Regions from separate parts of the Mus musculus genome. Here region 1 is linked to region 2. The links are chromatin contacts, found by Hi-C or POLR2A ChIA-PET in ENCODE. All regions are on one chromosome and are shown on one strand. The core of a region is the stretch at or near the end of the contact, and the rest is flanking DNA. Distances in the headings are between cores, read along the strand shown.

Evidence for each region. Hi-C counts contacts between places; a loop is a spot of excess contacts on that map. ChIA-PET counts read pairs that join two places held with the same protein, here RNA polymerase II (POLR2A).
Region 1: a loop to region 2 is called in a map of mouse trophoblast stem cell, with 2.8 times the contacts of the local background. The contact joins the enhancer-like site here to the promoter of Hs6st1 in region 2. A Hi-C loop is called at or near these places in 16 of 37 maps with a recorded cell type or tissue (CH12.LX, ES-E14, T-helper 1 cell and 8 more). POLR2A ChIA-PET finds 5 or more read pairs at or near these places in 3 of 5 experiments (all embryonic stem cell).

Annotation. Positions count from the first base shown.
Region 1 is chr1:35,847,721-35,851,940 of GRCm38, forward strand. No RefSeq gene overlaps it. Among named protein-coding and RNA genes, the nearest start is that of 1110002O04Rik, 20 kb to the right of the region's middle. Within about 2 kb of position 2,301, at least 1 of the 3 ENCODE cell types and tissues checked has a DNase peak (open chromatin) inside an H3K27ac peak, as active enhancers do.
Region 2 is chr1:36,066,727-36,071,227 of GRCm38, forward strand. Hs6st1 (heparan sulfate 6-O-sulfotransferase 1) reads left to right here and starts at 1,674. Exons shown (of 2, transcript NM_015818.2): 1 at 1,674-2,458. The coding sequence starts at 1,932.

The sequences.
Region 1 (4,220 bases), core at 1,051-3,550, 220 kb before region 2:
CCTGAGACTCACTGACTGGCCAGCCAACCTGAATCAACCAGATCCAAGTAAAAGGTGACTGACCCTGCCTTAAAAAAAAAAACAAGGTGGATGATACCTGAGGAACCACACCAGTACACACATACTCACACCCACATACCATATGCACACACACACACACACACACACACACACACACACACACACATGTATACACATATGTGCACATGGACATGCATGCACACACAGATACACATACACATGTACACAAGTGTGCACACATGTATAGACGCATGTACATGCACACACATGTGCACACATACACATTTTATAAAACTATACCATGAACCTCTGGGGAAGCTCATAGGTCACATCATCCTGCCGTGTCCAACTCCATGACAAACCATGGTCACCTTCCACATCAGCCCGCAGCTCTGTTTTCAGGGCCCAGGGCCTGGCTCGGCCACCATTCTAGGCTCTCGTTCTGTGGGATGAGACGATCTCCCTCTTGGAGCCCCAGCTGCCTTTGCCCTGTCCTCCTGTAGCTGCCATGACTTTGCTTTTGGGTAACGTACACTGTCTCGACCACAGAGCCCTGCAGCCACGGTGTTAAACACCAAATGTGCCTGAATCTAATGAGGTTCCTCCTTCAAGCTGGGCCACAAAATCTCACTCTGTGCCTATCTCGCTGCAATCACCCTAGGTCGCCCCACATCGTCATTTTGCTCATAACAGCATAATTAGAAGTGTCAAATATTTTACAGTGCTCACAGTGCATTTGATGTAAGAGTATCCCAATCTTACATCCTGGTATCCGCACAGTGAAACCATCACTGAGGCATGTCTTCTCTTAACAAACTGTGCAGGCTCCAGCAACCACCATAATCTTTCTAAAAATGTCTTTTCCTTGGTACTTCGTTGCCTGATAATAGATAATCAACTCTAGGATATACAGAGAATAACTGAGTGAAGTGTTTAAGATCATATACAGGCTTAAAATTTTACTAAAACCTAACCCAAAACACCCATATTTAGACCCAAAGCCCCAAGATGAGTCAGCACTTCAGGTGTCAAGTGAAACCCTATTTTCCCAGTTTCTGACTCTACAAAGGCAAAAGTGGTTACTATTCTACTTATATCTGAGGTCCTTCACTGTAAGCAGGGCAGCAGTAACAAGGCCAGAGTGTGGTGGGAACCAGGAAATGTCATTCATGCATGCACGTAGTTGGAACCAGGAAATGTCATTCATGCATGCACGTATTGGTCGCTTTTCAAATTGCTATTTCAAAATCCTTGACAAAAATGAAAAGATTTAAAAAAGGACAAATTCATCTGGTCACGGTTTAAACGCACAGTGCAGCGTGCCTGGGAGAGCAGGGTAGCAGGGCTAGAGGCAGCCCGTCACACTGGACACAGAGCCAGCAGGCAAGCAGAGGGATGCTGGCGTGTCACTCACTTCCTATTTTTTATTCAGTCCGGGACTCTAGCTTATGGCATGGCACCACTCACCTTGAAGGCAAGTCTTCCCAACTCAACCCAATCTACAGGGTCCCTTATAGACGTGCCCAGAGGTCTGTTTCCATGGTGATCCTAATTACCACCAAGTTGGCAATCAAGATTGAGTATCACAAGGTGCCTGCCTCCTTTGGGTGTTCTTTAAGTAGCGATGGATGATGTCTCCCAAGTCCACAGCAAGCTAAACATCTAGGCAGAAACAGGTTCTAGTATACCTCTGTTACCCTCTCCTAGCAGAATAGCCACCATGGAGCCAATACACTACCAAGCATCTCAAAAGTGAACTATATCCCTACTGTAGCTGGGAAAACATCAAAAGTCAGCATTCAAATAACATTTTCTTCCGACCACGTATCACTTGTGATCTGCCATACAGTCAAACCATCATACACTGGAGATGTCTGGACCGAAAGGTCAACGTTCCCCTTCCATTCTGCATCTTGAAGGGGGACGTGCTTATTATTCCATTCTAGAAGAAGCCAAGCTGTCTCGGGATATTGAATCTGAGATTCTGAGACCAGACATGGCACAGTGAAGCCCTGAGCTATTTTTAAAACTACCCTCTTGACTAACTGTGTACAGTACTAGAGTTTGGATCTTATCTATCCCCTAAAGGCTTGATCTTGGCTTGATCACCACAATGGCACTAGTGGGGATTTTAAAAGTGAAAGCAAAAGGGGGAGTTGTGTGTGTTGTGTATTGCAGAAATCAGACCTTCAGGAAAACAAATCGAACCCAGAGAGCTGGAGAGCTCATTTTTAAATTATGCCAGCAGGTTCAGCTGGCAGACCGTCTGAGCTAAAGCTCTGAGGAGTTGGGCCCTGATCCAACAGTTTTTCACTATATTTATAGACTGTACGGCATCACTTTTTTTTTTCCTTTTTCTGTCATTGGTGGGCTTAGCGTATGTGATTAAGGATCACGATTGAGCATATTTACTGAAGGAAAACTGACATGGCTGGAACAATTACTTTGCAACTGTTCGTCTAAGGGCGCGCAGGGTAGCGGGTGAGGGGACTGCTAGCTGATACAGGAAGTAAGCAAGTTTACAGAAGCAAAGTGCCACACATGAGACGTAGCTGCAAGTGCAGCAGAGATTTTTAACTCATTCTGAGCCCCCTCATCCATGGTCGGTCACGATACGTCCTTTAAAGGCTAGCTCCTCCTCTTCCTGTGATACCCTAGCCCCTCCTCTTCCTGTGGAATTCTAGCCCTCCCCCTTCCTGTGTCTTTTTTTTTAGGGGTGCTGTGGAAAACAGAGAACAACCTTAGGCCTCATTCCCCTGAACCACCTTAGTTCTGGGGATGTCTTACTGAGACCTGGAACTTGCCCCGTTCACCTGGGTCAGCTGGCCAGTGAACCCCAGGGATTCGCCTGTCTTCTTTTCCCCAGCACAGGGATTACAGATGTGTCCCACCGTGCCTGATGTTTTTGTTGTTGTTTGTTTTTTTTTGTTTTTAAAGAGGGTCCTGGGAATTGAACTCAAAGCACAGATCAGCCACGCTTGCAAGGCAAGCCCATTGAGCCACCTCCCCTGCCCTTCCTGTCTCTTTTGAATGCTAGTCACAAGGAGAGCAGCTTTGTTCGGCTCCACACTCTCCACTGTGCTGTGCTGACTCAATGATTAGAGAGTAGAGCCTGCAAAATTCAGAGGGAAACTGACTGAAGCTTTTCTTTGCCACGGTGATGGAGAGATGGCAACACACCCACCTACTCACTCACAGTCCCCGGATCTAAGGTTGTAAAACAATAGAAATCGTGACCTAACACATCTAGACACCCCAAAGAAAGGAACAGGGAAAAAGAAGAGTTAACAAGTCTGGGTACAGAAAACCGGTTTAAACCGGGGTCCTATCTGTACAGTGACAGCACTTAGTGGCCCTGCCCATTTATGGACCAGCCTGACTCCATCTTAAAACTAGAGGGTCAAAGTAAGGTCATTCCTGTTTTCGTAAAATTTGGGGTTGACCTATTTTCTGGAATTTGACACGTTCCACACCCTATACCCTGACCTCCACCCCAATAAGATAATATGTTCTGCCAAGTATTTTGAAGCGTTCAGCCAAGTTCCTACATAACCAAAATTCCTCTGGACCCCCCCCCACACACACACACACAACCCTTGAAAAGCCCTGGTAGTTTGGGGGTTATATAAACCCCATGGTCTCTATGTTCACTGCTATTTCCTCAAATCCCTGCTTTTAGGGAGACAGCTCTGTCTGAAAGAAAATAAAGCTTGCTTAATTCAACTAAAAGAATTTGGGTAATGGTCTTTACTCGCGTTTGCTGGAATTAAGGATGTCCTCCCTAATGCCCTGGCCTCAGGCTCCTTTCTTCCCTTCCCCAGCCCAGTAGCATATTAACCCTAGTACTTTACCATCTCTCTCCCTCCTTCTTCTTTCCTTCTTTCCTTCCTTCCTTCTGTATATGTGCAGGTCACACAAATGTGTACACATATATGTGGTGGTCACAGTATAACCCTGGGTATCCTCCTTCCACCATCCACCTTGATTTTGAAGACAGAATCTCTTACTGCACTAGAACTTACCTGGCATGCTAAACTGGCTGCCAGCTAACCTCAGGGATCCACCTGTCTCCGCCTACCCAGCACTGGAACTACAATCACATTCCATCATGCCCAGCTTCATTGTATTTATCTATACAGGGGCCAGATATAGCGGGGTTCCAGACCTCCTGCGTGGTGCTTGTGGTTGAACATGGACTA
Region 2 (4,501 bases), core at 424-2,923:
CTAGACTGGCTGGCTTGCAAGCCCCAGGGATCTGCCTATCTCTTCTTCCCCAGCAGTCCTGGGCTTGCAAACACAGGCCAAGTATCCCTGGCATTTTATACCTGGGTTCTGGGTACCGAACCCAGGTCCTGAGTCATGCACAGCAAGCACTTTACCAGCTGAGCCCAGTTTCTTCACATTCCTGACAAGTTGGATATAAGTGTGTCTGCATTCTCTCCTGATCTCACCGTTTGGGAGGGCTTTCCTCTTAGCTCTTATTTGTGTGTGTATGTGGGGTGGGGTGGGGGTTCAAGACAGGGTTTCTCTGTGTAGCCCTGACTGTCCTGGAACTCTCTCTGTACACCAGGCTGGCCTCGAACTTAAGAAATCCGCCTGCCTCTGCCTCCCAAGTGCTGGAATTACAGGCATGCACCACCACTGCCCAGCTGCTCTTTTTTTTCAAGTCTTTTTTTTTTTTTTTTAACTTGCAGTCAATGCTTTGGACCACTATTGCCACCCCCTCCCCTTCTCTCCACTTTTTGACCCACCCCTTAGCAGGACAGATCCAGGGCACTACCCAGGGGTACTTGCTGTGGGCACCTGAGCCTGGCCTGGCAGTGGGAGCACCTCCCAGAGGCCACTCTGGCCTGAATCCAAACACCCAAGCCCCTCCCAGCTACCCTAGGCTGTGGAACTCTGCACAGGTCATTTCACTCCCCACCTCCAGTTGTTCTGGCCGCCTAAGTATAGCTAGGGGCCCAGTACAGAGTACAACATGGGCGACGGGACCTTCCACATGTTATAGGCTGCATAGATTACTACTAGAGCCTCCAACTTGCAGCCTAGGGCCCAGGCGACCCTCCACTACAGGCAGAGCACCAATCAAGGCTGCAGATACTGCTGCCAATGTAAAAAAAAAAAAAATCACGAAGGTTGGAATTTTAATTTTTTTCTAATGTTGGTTCACTATTTTGTTTGTTTGTTTGTTTGTTTGAGTATGACCAGGATCAAAACAGGGCACACTGGGCGAGAGGGACAAATAAAGCTTGTCCTCTGGTCTCTGCACACATTTCGGTTTATCTTCAACTGAGGGCTTTGGGTCATTGTCCCAGTGCCTCCAGGGGACTGGTGATATCCACGTAAGAGCCGGATCCATGCCCTTAACGTCTCTCTTCCTTCCCCACCCTTACTGGTAGTCCTAAACCACCTGGTGGTCCCGACTCCCAGCGCTCTCGAACTTGGAACTTCCTATCCTTCAATGTGAAGGTCAAAGCCTCCGTATTCCCGTGGGAGACAGAGAGCGCAGGTAACACAAACTACCATAACCAGAGAAGGTGAAAAAACTCGGGCTCCCAAACCCAGGACCAATGCCCAAAAGAGCCACCCACTCGTAGGCTCGGGACAACCCAGTCGCCACCCACAGGTCTGCGAGCTGGATCCAATGCCCTTTCCGTAGCGACCGGCGTTGACAGTGTGAGAGACACGCGACCCGTCGCCCAGCTCTGGCCTGTGCCTGGGCCTCCTCCGGCCCCGCCCCTCCCCCAGGGCGCTCCAGAGGCGGAGCGGAGGATCGGAGCGGGCGGCGACAGCAAGAGGCGCCGCGAGGGCGGGCCAGGGGCGGGCCGGGGCGGAGCCGCGACGAACTGCGGAGACGCGGCGGCGCACGGGGCGGTGCAGAGCGTTCTCGGCGCTGAGCTTTGCGGGCGGGTGCGGGCGCGCGCGGCTGCGGGGCGCTGTGGCGGGGGCCGGGCTGTACGCTAGCCGAGCCGGGATCGGGGCGGGGAGCAGCCACGGCGCCGCCGAGGCCCGGGGCCCGCGACGCTGCGCACAGCCTGGGCGCCGAGTAGCCGGGCCGGGCCGGAGCGCGGGCGGCGGTGGCGGCGGCGGTGGCGGAGCAGCTGCGCCCCCCGCCCTCCCAGGCCCGGCGCCCGGGCCGCTGGCGATGGTGACACATGCGGCGGCGGCGCGCCGGCGGCAGGACCATGGTTGAGCGCGCCAGCAAGTTCGTGCTGGTGGTGGCGGGCTCGGCGTGCTTCATGCTCATCCTTTACCAGTACGCGGGCCCGGGGCTGAGTCTGGGCGCGCCCGGTGGCCGCGTGCCCCCCGACGACCTGGATCTCTTCCCCACGCCGGACCCACATTACGAGAAAAAGTACTACTTCCCGGTGCGCGAGCTGGAGCGCTCGCTGCGCTTCGACATGAAGGGCGACGACGTGATCGTCTTCCTGCACATCCAGAAGACCGGCGGCACCACCTTCGGCCGCCACCTAGTGCAGAACGTGCGCCTCGAGGTGCCCTGCGACTGTCGCCCGGGCCAGAAGAAGTGCACCTGCTATCGGCCCAATCGCCGCGAGACCTGGCTCTTCTCTCGCTTCTCCACGGGCTGGAGCTGCGGGCTGCACGCTGACTGGACCGAACTCACCAACTGTGTGCCCGGTGTGCTAGACCGCCGCGACCCAGCAGGTCTGCGTTCGCCCAGGTGAGCGCCCGCTGCGGGAAAGTGTGATGGCGGGGGGGGGGGGGGGTACCCCTAAGCCCCGGGCCAGATCTGCCCTCTCCTCTCTTGGGGCCCCTTCCAGTCTGCGGGATCCCAGGATTCCCATCTCATCCTTCCCTACACCTGCCACTCCTGACCTCTGATCCCTCTTTTCACCCTCTGTTCCGTGCCTCTCCTCGCCACTGGCCTGTCTGCGCAGTGCCCAGACTTCCTCCTGGGTCACTGCCCGCTGCTCTCTGTCCACCCTACCTGCTATGCACTGCGGGCTAGCCTGAGAGATAAACCTCGGGGACTAGAGGTCCAGGCTTGGCTCTAGAGGCAGAAAAACAGGTGTGTCTCTGTGTGCATGTGTAGCCCGTACCCGTCTAGTACTAAAAGTGGAGCAAGAGAAATGCGGTTCCTCTTCCTGTGCACCTGTGGTATCTCCAGGCCCTCCGGTGCCTGCCAGCCTGGGGAGGAGCTGCCAGGAAAGGGGTGGGCTCTGCCTGCCGGTGTGTGCAGGTAGAACAAAGGCCCGTGTGACCCAGACTGAAGTCGGAGAGAAGGCAGCACTACCTGGCCTCCCCAGCCACAGAAGTGGAACAAAAGCCTCCAGTTGAGGACTGACTTCCCTAGAAATCTATCCACCGGCCAGGTTAGGGATAGCTGAGACCGTCAAAGCTACTTGTAAAGCCAGGGACCTCCCAGCAAGGCCCATCACTCTCCTCCTTGTCTGGGGATGTGAGTGAGGGCCAGCCCCTCTGAAAGCACTTTGTAAAGTTGAGATTGTAGCCCTGTTTCTGTTGGTGCCCAGTGATCCTCCTGGGATTACCTTCTTCCTAACCCGCCCCACCCCACCCCAGGAATTAGGGCTTCTAGCCTGCCTTTGTTTCTCTTCCATATTTGCTGTAGGACTGAACTTACAGAGGAGCTAGGAAGTGGGTGTGGACAAATTTTAACTGAAGTCGCTATTTTCCTTGGTACACTTGGGGCAGGAAGGTGCTGGCTCTCCTGTGGGGTTGGGACTCTAGGGTCCAACCAACCTGGAGCTGTTTGCATGCTTTACAGGCTGCTAGAGTTGAGTGGTAGATACACACACTGCACCCCACGCCTAGCAGTGCTCAAGCCAAGTGGAGGTATTCCATGGCCCTAACCTGGACCCAGAGTCTCCTTTCCAGGCCCTCGAAACTGCTTCCTGTCCACATAAGCTCTGCCGTACACACGTACATGTTTCAGTTCCAGGACCCATCCCAATAGTTCAGCCATGCTATGCTTGAGTCCAGGTCTGGCCATAGCAGCTGTCCACTGATCCACCAGTCAAGGCTGTGGGTGCCCATTGCTGGGCACACGCCAGCAGGCCCAGGGAAGTCCTCTCTGTCAGCAGGACGTGGGGCTTGAAACAGTGGACATGCTAATCATAGGAGGTCTAGGCAAACTGCATGCATGCTGCTCTTAGAGCTGTAGAGAGGCCAGAGCTTCGGGGTGAGCCTACCCCTCACGGACCACACTGCCCACAGATTGTAACAGAGTGAAGGACCACAGTGCCCCTTGACTAGAAGTTTATCAGAGGCTCATGATGGAAGGAACAGGGAGGTGCATGGCCCCAGATGCTGTTCACAGGCCTTGACTGCCTGCAGAGGGTGTAAGGGCCAGGGATGAAGAATGCAGGGTGGTCTACTGATTCCCCCCTCCTTGGGGGAGGGGAGGGCGGGACTTGCTGACTCAGCAACAATGGGCAATGTGGGGAGGGGCCCCCAGGGCTCGTGGTTCCAAAGCTTGTAACTGTGCCACCCAATAGGTGACACTGGGTTTCTCTTCATAGTGCTCCATTTGTTTAAGGCACTAGGTAAATGACTTCCCCTCCCCCGCCACCTCTGGCCCCCCAAACTAATCTAAGAGACTTTTATGTATTGAACTCCTGGCTGCCCCTGAGTTCCCCAGCTGACTCCCATCTGCCCAGGGACCCTGTCACTGTCAGGGTTGACTGCCTGATGGCTGGTGTTAAGTGGCACTCACTGTTACCCTTTAAGGCCCGATCCCCCCCCC